2 separate regions of the Homo sapiens genome follow, and region 2 is linked to region 1. Evidence: chromatin loops called from intact Hi-C (ENCODE). Cell type or tissue: endothelial cell of umbilical vein. All regions are shown on one strand.

The links. A loop is a pair of places that touch in the nucleus more often than their neighbours do. Peaks named below come from ENCODE experiments on the same cell type or tissue, not always from the same donor. Only the 100,000 strongest peaks of a DNase experiment are listed, where the experiment ranks them.
Region 2: a loop joins it to region 1, with 9 times the contacts of the local background. A loop is called at or near these places in 3 of 110 quality-filtered maps.

The regions. Positions count from the first base shown.
Region 1 is chr14:30,219,151-30,227,150 of GRCh38, reverse strand. No RefSeq gene overlaps it. Among named protein-coding and RNA genes, the nearest start is that of PRKD1, 300 kb to the right of the region's middle. In endothelial cell of umbilical vein, no CTCF peak of the experiment used is centred here; DNase peaks (open chromatin) are centred at 1,830, 3,040, 3,620, 5,420 and 1 weaker place; H3K27ac peaks cover 3,089 bases.
Region 2 is chr14:29,738,760-29,746,759 of GRCh38, reverse strand. The region is part of intron 1 of PRKD1 (protein kinase D1); the gene reads left to right. Among named protein-coding and RNA genes, the nearest start is that of PRKD1, 190 kb to the left of the region's middle. In endothelial cell of umbilical vein, no CTCF peak of the experiment used is centred here; DNase peaks (open chromatin) are centred at 4,599 and 4,739; H3K27ac peaks cover 1,419 bases.

The sequences.
Region 1 (8,000 bases):
TATTATAGACACATTCAAAATAGAGGGAAAAATGTTACCAGCGAGGAGCACATTTGAGAGACTGGACTTGGAGAAAGCCATTACAATTTTAGAGACAAACTCAAATGGAATTGTATGTAACTGTCTTCCATTCATACCTATATGATTGCCCACCTTAGTATAAACTTGCCTGGGCTTTTAAACCGAGACAGCTATCCATTTTCTATGAAGGTTGATTACCCACTATGTAGATTAACTATGGCAAATGGTTCATGGAAGACTGGACTATTTTGCTCTGTTTATTGTCATTCTAGTTTGTCTCTCCCAGTTACATGCTTTATCTAGGATAAAACAATTCTAAACTATAAAACGACTGCATTCCAAAGTCAAATACAAGTTGCTACATTAAAAAAACTGGGGGATTAATTTAACCTCCTCTGGTGCCATTGGGTTACTGGTCTCTTGTACCATTTGCAGGGATGGCAGAGAATGGCCAGTGTGCAGTATGTGCGGTTTCGTTTCAGTAGATTCACAGACAGAGCACATTTCTGGTAGGGTTGAATTCGTAGTTCAACATAGATTTTATTCATGGGTGTCTTATGTTAGAGGGAAGTATCAACCCCAATAGAGTCTGCACTCCTCTCTTTGGTGTGTGTTGTGCCTGTGGAGGAAGAAAGCATGGGGCAGGAGGTGTGGCGGTTTGGGGGTATTAGTTCTGTATTTCTTCCCTGCATTGGGGCAAATAAGAGACCTTCTGTAATTGGATTTCTAGGCCCATATGTTTATTATTATTACTTTAATTTCCTGTGGCTAAGTAAATTGTTTATGTGCTTGTTAATTAATTACCCCTGAAAAATAGGAAGTAGATGCGCTTCTTTCCGCACTTTGTAAATTTTAGCAATTTTTGCTTGAGGGGAATGTCATTAAATTGTAATAATAACCTACATTTACATAGCACCTTCAATACTTTCATACTAAACGAACCTAAAATACTTTGAAATTCCCCTGAATAGATGTTAAGAGCTATAGATATCTTTCCTTAAATGTCCTGAAATATCATCTTGCCTATAATTAAAATACAGTCATTCTTAAAATATATCCATGAAAAATGGAAAGTATTATCTGCTTGGTTGGAGCTGGGATTAACCAAGGATTTTAGATCTTAAGTTTAAAGATATAGAGATCTAATTCACAATTACCTTGGTCCTGGGTTGCCACAGTTGCTTGGCTTACCTACTTATGGCCAGCTGGTCTACCTCATATCATAGAAAACACTCTTCTCATTCTTTTTTTTTTTTTTTTTTTAAATAGGGTGACTTGATCCTCCCCCCAACTCTCACCTCAGCTTAGTTGATAGCCAAAATTTATCGCTCTGTTCTTAATGAGCGACTATTGGCTTCTCAGGTTTTTGCTGAAAATATAATCTCAAACTTTCTGTCGCCCAACTCTTACCAAATGCTCACAGCTGAAAGAAATAGTGTAGCTTGAAGGCTTGAAGAACAGAATGGCTTGAAGAGTTTCCATATTGCTCATTTCTCCAGATATTTAAACATTTTCCAATAGGATCAGTTGAGACCACAAGAGAGCTGGATAATTTGAGCATCTTATTTTACCCTCCCAGGAGATTTTTTAAGAATTTTATTTACTACTTTTTCTTCTCAAGAATGATTTTGGACAGCTGTGCAAAACCATTGAGCTGTGCTTTGCTGTTGTGTCATCCTCTAGACTGACAGAAGTTGGGAAGCAAAGTCACATGAAATTTGCTCTATTTGTCTCAGGTGCAGCACACAATGTTCTCTTGATGTGGACCCCGGGGAGACATTCCTCTCTGATCTCAGTACTAGGAAAGGCCTGGTCTCTTGATAGCAACTGTGTTATTTTTATATAATAGACACTATGAATCATGTCATATTTTCCTTTGTTTGGCTGCTCACAAGCTCACAGCCACATTTGTAGCCCACCTCTAGGAGCTGTGCAAACTTTATAGCCTGTATTTCTCTGTGCTAATCTTTCCCCTGGCTTTCTATCGTTTTTATACTCTTTTTTAAATACTCGACCCTCACTGCCTCTTATTATTTTAGCATGATTTACTGTATTTATTTTTGAGTCTATCTCATATCCTTTTCAGAACACAGAGCAGTAGGTATAAATAAGCAAGTAAATAGTAAGAAAAAGTATTCCATGGATCTCCAAGTGTGTCTCGATCACTCCACTTATAGGCGAGACAGAGCACTTTCAGCCAGTGCTGCCAGGCTGTGTGGCATTCACAAACCCTATCCTTGGCCACCTCAGGCTTCAGTCATTGTGGCAAGATGTTTTCTACCCAGCTGTCTAAGAGGAAGAGGTGCTCTGGGGCCAAGTAGGTGAATTCCAATCTTCTCCCTTCCCTGTTGGATACCAAAATTCTTGAGGAACATAATAGGATATTCGGAGTGAATCCAGCTCCATAAATCCTCTAATGAAGAGACCACGAGAAGCTCAGAAATGCTTGGTCTGCATGGCTTATGGCTCAGGCCTTCCAAATGGAAGGCAATCCTCAGGTAGGAGGAAGGAGGCAGAGCCAGGCATTAGATACCCCCATTAGGTTGGTATCTTAAGGGGGTATCCCTTAAGATGGGAGAGTGAGAGGTGGCTTCCTAGTGGAAGAGAGGACTTGGGTGGTTATAACAGTCTCCAAGGACTCTTTAGACATGGTTTAGGCAAAACAATTGCCACCAGGGTTCCTGAGAATGTAGGAGGTCCCAAGAAATGTGGCAGGAAATTTTAGAGGGCAGGGGTCTCAGATAGTTGGAAGCTAGAAGGTTCATCATTTTTAGAACCGCTGAGCTGGAATTCTGTGAAATGATTTTTTTTTTCTCCCTTTCACGCCTGGCAAACATTTAAACCTTTTGAAACCATATAAGTTTATGCAATTGTTTCTTGTTTGGAAGGCGATGCTGCCAAGTTGCAACCATGGAGCCAAAAATTTGCCCTGGCACTGCCCATGTCCTCATTCCTGCCCTGTACTAGGGTTCTGGCAAGAACCTGATTGGGAATTTTCTTTTCTTTCTGGAGTGTGAAAAATGGGAGGTAGCCAAGGTAAACAGAAATGAACTTAGATAAAAGTTGTATTTCCTTACAGTGACTCTGTTCCCAGGTGTGAGGTTTTGTGCATCTTTGAGAACTAACTTTATTGTTAACAATATGGACAAAGAGAAGGACTACACACCATCTCTGACTATCTTATCAGCTTCTGCAAAGGTAAAAGACAGGGCATTTTAGAGATGTAAATTATTTGCTAGAGGTTATGTGGGAAGTAGAGTAACTGGGATTGGGACAATGAGAAACGTTTTGAATTTTCTGAGAAAAGATGATAAGATAATAAAAGCTGATATCAATCTAGAAAGTCTGGCTAGAGCAGAGAATTCCGCTGCCTAAGCTGATCAGGCATGCTTTTCAGCCCTCTTGTGAATTCCAAGTGACAGTGGGGAGAGGAGGCATCTGCTCTCCAAACATGACACAGTCATGGCAGTAATAATGACAGAGCCTGTAGATAACGCTGTGCCAACTGCAGGTCAATGAGAAGCCAGTGCAGGTCTGCAGTCTGCACACCTGGGGCTGGCTGGAGGCCTTTGGCACTGTTTCCTGTTTACATGAGTCAGAACCCAGATATCCTCTGGCTTTCTGCCTGATTTTTGAGTCACCACCAGCTTGGAGGGGCCAAGTGAACTGATCTCTCTGGACTATACTAAGGAGACTCTTGGCTTTGACCATGGTCACAGATCTCTCTGTGCCCAGCCTTCTTCTAGTAGCATCATTCGACTTAACTGTTTATAACAAGATTTCACTTAAACAAGCTCCCCTAGTTACTTGAGATAAACAGCACAGAGGGAGAGAGAGAACCGAGGAGAGTAATAGAAAAATGTGTGCTTTTAGCTGAGACTTTCAGCTACTCATTTTGATTTTCAAAATAGCTCCCATTTCTGAATTCTGAATTTCTGAGAGAAAGATGGCAAATCTAATGATTGCCATTTAGGCTTTCCAGTGGCTCTTCGGTCCTGAAAAATAAGAATTGGAAGGGCAGACACAAGATTGGGGCCAGTCAATTTGGGTTTTTCTCCTCCCCATTATGGCCACTACGCTGGTGTTATTTGGTATGGGTGTGCATGTTCTGCATCCTCATGCCTTGCTTTAAATCCCAGAAAAGGATGGATGAAAAATTCTTCCCTTTGCTCCTGTTGAAATTATTTCAGTACAGAGTAACATAACCTCCTGTTTTAATCTTCCATTTAATTGATATTTGAGTGCCTACTTTAGGTAAGGCACTGTGCTAGGCACACAAACCTTGTGAAGATGAATGGAATGGTTCTTGCCTTAAAATAGCTTTCAATTAACCAAGGAAACTGTAACATATGCTCAACCATCTATAATATTTGGCTTGCTGTGACACACGCATTGGAAAAGTTGGAAGTAAAGCTCTGAGGATGTCCAGAGAAGCCAGAGGACATTTTCATTGAGAGGTGAGAAAATGTTTTCTTAAGACTGTAGCTTTTATGGCTGGGCCTTGAGAGACATATAGAATAGAATTTTACAGTTAGAAAGGAGGAACGAGGTCATTATAGTAACAGCAGTGAGCTACGGCCATGACTGGGTTCAGGAAACAGACACTGGTCCAAGTGTAGGATACATAATATAGTAATCATTAGGTTATCTTTAAAATGATTTGTGGTTTTCACACTTTTGGCCCATATGTTATCTGTTTGATCTTTATAACAACTTCATATGGTTGGCCTATGATTATTGAGGATAAAGTAAATAAATATATTCCTACTTAGCAGGCAGCAGGGAGCCACACAAAGTATTATTCAGGGAGTGGTGAATCTGAGTTGGGTATAATGAGGGCAACTCAGCAGCAAGGATCTTTTGTAGGCTGGACTGAAGTGGGAAAAGTTGGAGGTGGGAAGATCAGTTTCGAAGGTGCAGTGATAGTGTAGGCTGGGAGTGAGAGAACACAAAGGAAGAGATGGGAGAAGACACATTCCCAAGGTTGAATTGCAGGTCAATAGAAAGTGGTTTGAATGACTCAAAAGCTATTTTATGAAATTCTCTGCTCTGACCGTCCCTTAGTTCGAGTTATTTTCTCTTTATTTGTATCCTCAGAGGATTCTGGTAACTTTATTTAGCACTTCTTCCTGTCTCATTTTATTGTTGTTTACATATCTGATACCCGGATTAGGTTATTAGGTTGTAAGCTTCTGGAAGCTAAGGATGATGTTACTTATCTTTGTCTTTCCTCCGGGGAAAGTATATAGCACGGTCACTTGAACATAACTAATGTTTAATAAATGCTTGCAGTATTTAACTCCAGTTTGGCAGTGAAAGACAAAATGAGAGCTTAACGCAGCAGGGTTGCAGGAAAGGGTTTATTTATTTAGTTTCAGAAACAAGTGAGATACAGTGGAAAGAACATGCAAGTTGGAATGAAACTTGGTTTAAATCCTGGCACTACCCATTTATTTCGTACATGACGTCGGCCAAGTTACTTAATGTGTTTAAGCATAATTTCCTCTCATACAAAATGCCAATTATAAAATCGACCTTTTGAGGTTACTGTGAAGACTAAATACAGTATCATGTGCATATTATCTAATACAATATCTGGCACATAGGATATCTTCAACAGTGTTAGTTAAAAGTCCTGTACTGATATAACCCCCTGGCTTGAGTATGTTCCTAGACAAAAGGGGAAAAGAACAAGAGATGGAATTCATAAGAGAAAGGAGAAATAATATAACAAGATTCAATAAGATGGAGTGACGGAGGAAGAAAGACGGATGCTGCTTCCCTTTAAGTGTGTGGGAGGGAGAAAAGGAATCATGAACATTTAAAGAAATTCTGTCAAGTGAAAAAGAAGGGTTCTAGGAACACCAGTCTCAGAAAAGCTGAAAGAAAGATGAACTGCTGGGGTAAGATGTGAGAGGGGATTTAAATGGGGTTGGGTACTGGAAAGTGGGAGACAATATGTGGAGCAGCTGCTATGGAAACTAGGGCAGGAATCAACAAAACCGGAGAAGAATTCTTAGAAGCAGGAAAGGTCAGTGACGCCTGGATGGCATGAGTTTGGAATTTATGCAATTAGCAAAGCATCAAAAAGCATGAGTCCAAAATGTCCCTGGCCAGTTCCATTTATGGAGTTCTTATCAGTGCTGTGCAAGCCATTGAGCTGCACAGATGGGCTCTCAACCAGTGGTGGGGACACAGTAACAAACAGAGCTGGAAATACACACACACACACACACACACACACACACACACACACACACACACACGTATTCTATCAAATCAATATATACATAGACATGTATTCTATCATATCAATATATATGTATTCTGTCAAAGAAGGATATGTTGATATATTCTGCCAAAGAAACAGATTGGCTTACCCAATCTAGTGCTATGTTAAATAAGCTTTTTATTTTATATATGGAAAAGACTTTAGAGATTATATCAACCCAACCTTAGGTGTAAGAACTCAGCGTAAGTGACTTACCAGCAATTATTTTACCAGGAAACAGTGTGGTATGATACTTAGGAGTGTGACCCTGGAATTTGACTTTTGGAGTTTGAATCCCAGTTGTGTGACCTTTGGCAAGTTTCCTAACCTGTATAAAATATATTCAATTATAAAGCATGGATACTAATACCATCATCCTCATAGGATAGTTGTAAGGATTAAATGAAATCATCTTTGTAGCATGCTTAGTCTGATGCCTGAGATGAGATGTCACTGCATAAAAATTATTTAGACTCAGGTATCTTGATTGTTGTTCATGATTCTGTCTTCTACATGGGGCTGCCTTGTTGACTGATAGATTTCCCTGAGGAATGGCTGTGGATAACTGCCATTGGATGCAAGTTTCTTTGGGTACAACTCTTTTCTTTATTAGCCATACTAAATATATTGGGCCCATCTTCCTTATGAATTTACATATTTAACCCTTGACACACCAATTTCTTTTCATTGTTCCTATTGAACTTACACAGTGCCCTCACAATCAGTATGCTCTTGCTTGAAATACTTGTAATGAATTATCTGTATATAGTTTACGAAACTAGCCTCATTTTTTTTACAGCCATACAGTTTTTACAACCACTGACTTTTGAAGATTAATCTCATAACTTTTTTTTTTTTTTTTGAGACAGAGTTTCGCTCTTGTCGCCCAGGCTGGTGCGCAATGGCATGATCTTGGCTCATTGCAACATCTGCCTCTTGGGTTCAAGCAATTTTCCTGCCTCAGCCTCCTAAGTAGCTGAGATTACAGGCGTCTGCCACCATACCTGGCTAATTTTTGTATTTTTAGTAGAGACAGGGTTTCACCATGCTGGCCAGGCTAATCTCAACTTTCTTAATGAGAATTCTGTTAAATAGGGAACACTATTAAGCATATTAAGCATATTTTTTGTACAAGGAAACCAAGGAACAGAGAGGGTCAGTGAGTTTGCTGAGGCCAAACAGTGACAGAAACATGGAGCACAAAGCATGGATTATCCATAACTTGGCCCATTGGTGTGGCTTCTCCTCCCATTATACCCTCAAATCACCACGAGCTTTTCTAGAGACATTTTCTTTGGCCTCATGGTATTGCATATATGCTTGAGATAGACCATAAAGCACCAAACTATCCTTTTTAGAACCCAGAAATCACGATTCCCTTTTTCTACCTCTACCTTCAATTTTTGTGGCAATGGAAAAAGAATTCAAAATCAGGCTGAGCAAGTCCATTTGGGTCTTAGGAAACAAGTCAATTGTTTTTATTTTCTCTACTCCCAAGATACTCTGGGGTTGGTACACAGCAGCCTGGAAAAGAGAAGCATCCATGGGCCATCTCATTTCTGACTCAGTCAGCCAGCTGGGTGTTGAGACTATTTCCATGGCTTCCAATCCGTCAATGCTTGAAAACATTTACTACGGAAAGGATCGCTGGCTCGGGGAAGACATTTGTCTAATTCGGCAACAGTACTTTACACTGCATTTCCAGATT
Region 2 (8,000 bases), 480 kb after region 1:
GAATTAAATGAAAATTCGTTCACTGAATAATGAACAGAATTGGGAAGGGATGATGAAAATATGCTAGCTACTTATTGAGCATTCATTCGATGACTGTTTATTGACTGTCTGCTCTGAGCCTGGGTACTGGGGATACAGTAATGAACCAAAGCACACACACAGTCGCTCCCCAAGTGAGCTCACATGTTAATGAGTAGAGGGATTATGTGTGTGTGTGTGTGTGTGTGTATATATGTACACACACAATGAGATAAATAATAGAAGGATATTTAGACAGAAACCTGAATCAGATGACAGTGTGTACCAGTGGACTTTTATGTGGAAGAATGTTCCAAGCCAAGGTAACAGTAAGAACAAAAGCCATGAAGCCAGGTGCTTGGTGGTTGAAGGTTCTGGAGAAGAGTGACTGAGGGGATAGTGGCAGGTGGTAGTAGATAAATTAGCAAGGTGAACCAAGCCAAGTTGGTGTGGTTATCTATTGATATTAGGAATAAGCGCATTCAGTTTTCCCTGCTTAACTAAAGTTTTCTAGAGGGGTAAGGTCAAGATACTCTGATAAGGCAAGGAAGGAAATTCCCACAGTGGCACCAAAAATGAGAATTAGGCCCTCAGAGACCTGGAGGTTCCACACTGGGGAAGTGTGCTGCTTTAGTGTGAGTAGTCTCCCAAAGTCATCGTAAACATTTCAGTGCTCAAGTGTGTCTGAGCTGTAACCTCTGTAGGAAAGGAAATCCTGATTTCTAAAAATAAATACTGCTTTTATTTTAAGAGTCAAAGGGGAACGGACCGTCCCAGTAAATACAGGTCATTGAAATGTTTTAATTGTGGAATTGGAATAGGAAGAGAGATAATCTGTTCAAACCTATAGATAGTTAGATACCATTTTCTTAAAATGTCTCCAGATACAAGGAGCCTGAACCCTCCATTGATAAATCATTAGTCTGTTTCCAGTGTTGCTTTGGTTGGTAATGTTTTAAAAAATGGGCTGGGTGCAGGTGGCTCACACCTGTAATCCAAGTGCTTTGGGAGGCCGAGGCAGGAGGATCATTGAGGCCAGATGTTTGAGACCAGCCTGGGCAACATAGTGAGACCCCCTGTCTCTACAATAATAATAATAATAATAATTAGTTGGGCATGGCGGCATGTGCCTGTAGTCCTAGCTACTCAGGAGGCTGAGGCAGGAGGATTGCTTGAGCCCAGGAGTTCAAGGTTGCAGTGAGCTATGATTGCACCATTGCACTCCAGCCTGGGTGATGCATCAAGACTCTATCTCAAAAATAATAACAATAATGATTAACTAATTCCCTTAATACTTTGTGAGATAAAACAGCTCACGTTGTGACTTATTCGTTCATTTATTGATTCAACAATGTATACTGAGCATGTACGGTGTACCAGACACTGTTGTAGTCTCTTGGGATACAACAGTGACTAGGATGGAAAAAGTCCCCACTCTAATGGACCCATATTTGAGTTAAGAGACAGAATTCTTTTTTAAAAAGATAGATATATCATAGAAGTGTAGGTGGTGATGACTTATCTGATTAAAAGGAAGCAGGACAACAGATATGAGTAAGAGGAACTGTTATATTCCTTGTGGATGGTCAGGGAAAGCCTCTCTAAGGAGGTGACACGAGCAAAATGAGGAATTAGCCATGTGAATATAGAGGAAAAGCATATTGCAATCCCGGGGTGGTGGAGGAGCCACAAGCACAAAGGCCCTAAGGTGGAATTGCTTATTTGAAAAACAGTAATAAGGCCAGAGTGGAGGAAAAGAGGTAGAAGAAGATGAGGTGGCGATGTAATAGTTTGGATGAGAGCCTATGAGCTCTGGTTGACTTTGGGATGATTCTATGTGTGAAGGGAAGCTGTTGGAGGGCTTTGATCTGACACATGTTTAGAAGAATGACTCCATGCCAGGCACAGTGGCTATGCCTGTAATTCCAGCGCTTTGGGAGGCCAAGGCGGGTGGATCACCTGAGGCTAGGAATTCAAGACCAGCTTGGCAACATGGTAAAACCTCATCTGTACTAAAAATACAAAAAATTAGCTGGGCATGGTGGCGGGCACCTGTAATCCCAACTACTCGGGAGGCTGAAGCAGGATAATCACTTGAACCCGGGAGGTAGAGGCTACAGTGAGCTGAGATCACGCCATTGCACCCCAGCCTGGGCAAAAAGGGTGAAATTCTGTTTTGTTTTGTTTTTTTAATAAAAAGAATGATTCCAATTCCTCTTTGTAGAGTAGATTGCTGGGGGCAAGAGTAGGGGCAGGTGGCTTGTGCAGTTAATTCAGGTTTTGGAGAGGTTGTGGCTTGGACTAGGGAGACAGCAGTAGAGATGGTGACAAACTTTGGATTTGGAGTATATTGTGCTTTTAATGTACAGGCAACAAGATCTGTTGACAGATTAGATATGTGAGAGAGAAAAAGAAAATTCAAAGATAAATCCAGGGTTTCTAACTGAACAACTGGATGGCAGTGACATTTCTTGAGATGCGGAGCAGCAAAGAGGGGCAGTGGGGGCTGATAATTAAGAGTTCTGTTCTGAACATGTTAATATGTGATACCTTGTAGATACATCTCAGCAGAGATGGTGTATCAGTTAGATAGATGAGTCCATGTTTTAAGGGGAGGCTCAATGATAGAGTTAGAAATTTGTGTCACCCGAGTATAAACGATATTTAAAGTCTGGAGACTGGATGAGATCCTTTAAGAGCGTGATGATAAACAGAGAAAATAAACTTTCTGAAGAGTGAGTCCTGAACACTCCAGCACCTATCTAGAGATTGGAAAGAAAAAGAGGGTTCAGTAAAAGTGACTAAAAAGTGATAGCCAGTCAAGTGGGAGGAAAGACAAAAGAATACACTATTCTGGAATCCAGAGAAGAAAGTGTGTTGTTTGAAAGAGGGAGTGATCCACTGGGTCACATGCTGCTGAAATGTCTGTGAGGAACTGAGAATTACCCATAGAAGCTGGCAATGTGAAGGGCATTGATTGGCAGTTTAAAGAGAGAGATTTGAGAGTAGAGGTTGGGCAGACAGCCTGCCTGGAGTCGATTCAAGGGAGCGTGCATGCAGGAAACTCAGATCCTTCTTGTGAGGCGTATTTCTATAAATGGGGTGGAATCTGAAGTGCAATATATCTTGAATGTTTTGTCTGCAATCTGAATTTTGATTGTTGTGTTTGAAGTTTTGTGAGGCAAGATGTTCTGTTTCCTAACATGTTCTTGTCTCCACTAGTGAATTTTATGTTCTATGAATTTAGAGTGAGACATCAAAATTTTTTTTGGTTCTCTGCTTGGTTCTCTGTGTTCAAACTAGCTTTCTCTCTCTTTCTCCATATATATATAAAATACCATGTTTAATTCAAATGTTTCAGTTTTAATTTTTATATATACCCTTTCTCTCCCTTCCAGTGAAAAGGCATGTGAATTAGTGCAGTGACTGAATCTAGATGAAATGACACACTCATGCAGCTAGCCTCTTCTGCGCTCCCAGTTTCTTCTAGAATACAATAAAGATTTTTGAGAACCTCTAGTTACCGGCCTATTCACAAGCTGAGATTTCTCAGGTACCTTGAGTGTAAACTAGATTTCCCTCAAGAAAAGTTTGTTCTGCCCTTTTTTAAAGGCAAAGAAACTCCTCTCAAAATATCTTGCTTAAAACATTTCTCACTCTGACTCCTTTATAGTCTTGTGATTATAAGCAAATTGGATTACAGAAATATAAAGGGAGCAGGATGAAGAATGTCAGGATGTTAGCTTTTTGGGGATTGACTGTGACAATCCCATGAAACTCAAGAATTTTAGGCATATCTCAGACCTTCATGGGGGTGAGGGCTCTTTGTATTGTTTACTACTGTGTTCCCAGTTATCCAATAAAATGAAGATACAAACTTGTACTGAATAACTTATGTGACAAGGTATTTATCTAGCTCTCAGTAGGTAAGCTGCCATTGTTTCTCTAACAAAATTGAAGTTATTTCATATTAGCATAGATATATATTGATCGATTATATGCATGAAAAATGAAAGCGATTATTTTATGCATAGTCACAGTATAACATTTTACCTTGATACTCATTTTTTACGGTATCCTAAAGCAAAGAACATGAACATCTATAGATTTTTTCCTCAATATCTCATTTTTTATTTCAGCCTTTCATGGGGTCAAGTGTAACTTGCTATTTTTTACTGTTCTTTAGATTTAGTCTTTGTAAATTATATCTGCCTTTAAGAGAGACAGCAACAGACCATTAGTCAGATTTGCTGGAAGTATGATACATTTCTCTATGACCTACTAACCTGAATCAAGATCCCAAACATCACAGATACGCATAGAACCTTTGCAGATACCCTTTTAATACAAGCATAGAAAGGTCTTTGTAGGCGAGTCCAAAATCTGCTATTGGCCGTCAGTTCAGCTGAGGACATCTGGCCACTTGGGAGTGAACGGAAAGACCAAAATAATAAACGTCACTAATGTTGGGGTGGCAGGTGGTTTTATTGTCTTTGGCTCTCCTTTCCTCTCCTGCATGCTACAGCATTTTTTTCCAGAAGCCGTACAGCATTTTACAAGGGGAGAAGAAATTCTTTCCTATCTCAAGGAACATCAAAGTAAATGAGAGAAATTGTTTTGATTTTGATCCTTTAAATCAGATGCACTGTCCACTTATCAGTACAAAGAAGAAAGAAATACACCACTTCCTTGGGGATTTGGCTTTGGGAAATGAGATTTTTGTCCTTGGAACCAAAGGATCATTTGTAGCACAGTCAGAACAATGGAATTCCACTGAATCCATGCCAGCATCCAAATCCATGGCCCTTGCTTGATTCTAGCACAATACATGGAATTAATGTAAAAATGTCATAATATTAATCAAAGAAAGGGAGTTTTTTTAAAAAAAATCAGTTTGTCACTGAATATAGGTTAATTTTGAGGAAAAACAAGATATATAGATATAATGAATATAAGTGTCAGTAAAATTAACAAAATGGAAGTTAAGAAAACCTTAGTTTTTAGCCTTTTTAGTTTTTAGGACTTAGGTAGAGCCAATTAGAAATCATGTGGAGCTGTATTGAAGTTATAGAAGGCAAGCAGAAATTGCAGACCACTGAGTGTGCATGATGTATGTGTCTGTGTCGTTCCTTATCTGACGTTTTTTAACTAGAACAGAGTGGCCTAGAAGAACTTCTCAAGGTCATGGCTACTTATAATAACAACAACGAACATATATAAAGCATTTGCTATGAGTCTGGGCCAATAGTAATTACTTTACATATGTTGGTTCATCTAATCTCTGCAGTGGTTCTGGGAGGTAGTCAATGAAGTAATAAACATACAAACAGGTATAAGTATATATGCAAGTATATACACATGACATATGTCATATATGTATACCTAAACGTGTAAAATATAGAAATATGATTGAGAGGCAAGTTTATAAACATTAATTATGATAATATTCACGGTGAACTTTATTTATTTTTTAATTTTTATTTTAGGTTCCAGGGTACATGTGCAGATTTGTTATATAGGTAAACTTGTGTTATGAAAGTTTGTTGTATAAACAATTTTATCACCCAGGTACTAAGCCTAGTACCTAATCGTTATTTTTTTTCTGCTCCTCTACCTCCTCCTACCCTCCACCCTCAATTAGGCCCCAATAATGTCTGTTGTTCCTTTCTTTGTATCCCTAAGTTCTCATCATTTAGCTCCCGCTTATAAGTGAGAAGATGTGGTATTTGGTTTTCTGTTCCTGTGTTAGTTTGCTAAGGATAATGTCCTGCAGCTCCATCCATGGTCCTGCAAAAGACATGCCCTCATTCTTTTTAATGACTGCATCATATTCTGTGGTGTATATGTACCACATTTTTAAAAATCCAGTCTGTCATAGATGGGCATTTAGGTTGATTCCATGTTTTTGCTATTGTGAATAGTGCTGCAATGAACATTCATATGCATGTGTCTTTATGTGGTTGAATGTTTTATAGTCCTCTAGGCATATACCCAGTAATGGGATTGCTGGGTCAAATAGTAGAATTGAAGATAGCCAGGAACAGCTGCTACAAAGCTCATTAAATCATTTACTTTGGTTTTATTCAAAATCCAAAAGCCTGGGTCCAGGGCTTTCTGGTAAAGAAAAGTGCTCAGGGATTTCAGTTCTGAATCACTGTTTGCTGGACATTTGGCCATTCTTTCTGTCTTTCCTTTCTAAGAGAAGCAGAACTGAGAGGAAAGATCAAGCAGTAAAATTCAAGAGACTAGCTCTTAGCTATTATTCTGGCACTACCTACCACTGTCACCTTGAAAATATTCCTTAATATGTTCTGGACATCAACTTACTCATCTCTAAAATGAGTTTTTCTTCTCTAAAGTTAATGATTCTTAACTTTTGGTTAAACTTTTTTAGTTGCTGTCATAGCCTTCATTTTGTTCAGTACCTGTGTCTATTATTTTTAATTTGTTAAAGTAATAAACATTTAGCCTTTATGAAATATAAAAATCTTCATTGTGCTATAGTGACAGTTTTATTCAGAGTGAGACAAATAGTGTGAAGTGTGAAGTACATTTTTTTCATTTCCAAGCTGCACATCCACACGCCTAATTACTGTTGTGTGAATAATTTCAAAGTGTCTACTAAGACTTCTAATAGCTATCACTAACTAGTAATCTGTCAAGGTATAATGCAAGATAATATGTTTTTACACAACAATAGTGAGGCTCTCATTGATTATTACCTCCTGTAATTGCTTGATATGAACATTTATTTTAAAACTTAAAAATTATATACAACAAAATAATGATTTAAACTACCTCCAGGAAGTCTATACACAGAAATTGCTGCATTAGAGTTAATGATTTATTAAGTCATATCTTATTGCTTTTATCTTAATAGATGACATGTTATTCAAATTAAAATAAAAGAAGGTTTTTGCCAACCATTAAGTATCTCACTGAGTCACATCTGCCTTAAAGAGAAACCTGTAGCTTATTAGACTTCTTTAGCAATACTTGATACACAACATCAATATATTTATATGCCCAAGGAAGGAGGATTTATAGTCTAGCTTTATTCCCCAAAGGTTAAGCGAGTTCCAGTTATATGTGTATTTCTATATCTTGTAGGACAACAAACTTTAGAATCTCATAGCCAAAATCTGCCATTTCACATTCAAAACTTTAATTTCAAAAGATTCCAGGCAGACTTTTCTTTAATTAGATATATTCTTTTTTGTCTTAGATATCTTTTCCCATTTATTTTATTTTATTTTTGCTGTAATTCAAATAGATGGGATAAAGTTAAGGTACAAATTTAAAATTATGAAGGAAAACCGTTTTTTAAACAATCAGATTTTGAACTCAATAGAAAGGAGAGTGGCTAAAAAAAAAGAGAGGTCTAAGCAGAAGATAGCTTATGGGTCAGATTCTAGCCCTGCCTTTAGAAAAACAGAGTGGAGTAAATTAAAGTCTTGTCTTGAATGAGAAAAGGAAGTTATTTTGTCAATACAGTGTAGAGAAGAAGACTAACCGGAGTGACTTTTGTGTTTCTAAATTTGGACCTTGAAGATTTCTGAAGTTGGTAGACACCTGGTGTTAGGCATTCCTTTACAAAAGAAGCATTGGGGCCACACAGTGGCTCATGCCTGTACTCCCAGCACTTTGGGAGGCCAAAGCTGGAGGATCACTTGAAGCAAGGAGTTTAAGATCAGCCTGGCCAACATGGTGAAACCCTGTCTCTACTAAAAATACAAAAAGTAGTCAGGCATGGTGGCACACACCTATAATACCAGCTACACCAGAGGCTGAGGCAGAAGAATCACTCACTTCAACCTGGGAAGTGGAAGTTGCACTGAGCCAAGATTGCGGCATCACTGCACTCCAGCTTGGGCAACAGAGTGAGACTCTGTCTCCAAAAAAAAAAAAAGAAAAAAGAAAGAGAGAGAGACAGAGAGAAAGAAAGAGAGAGAGAAAGAAAGAAGGAAGGAAGGAAGGAAGGA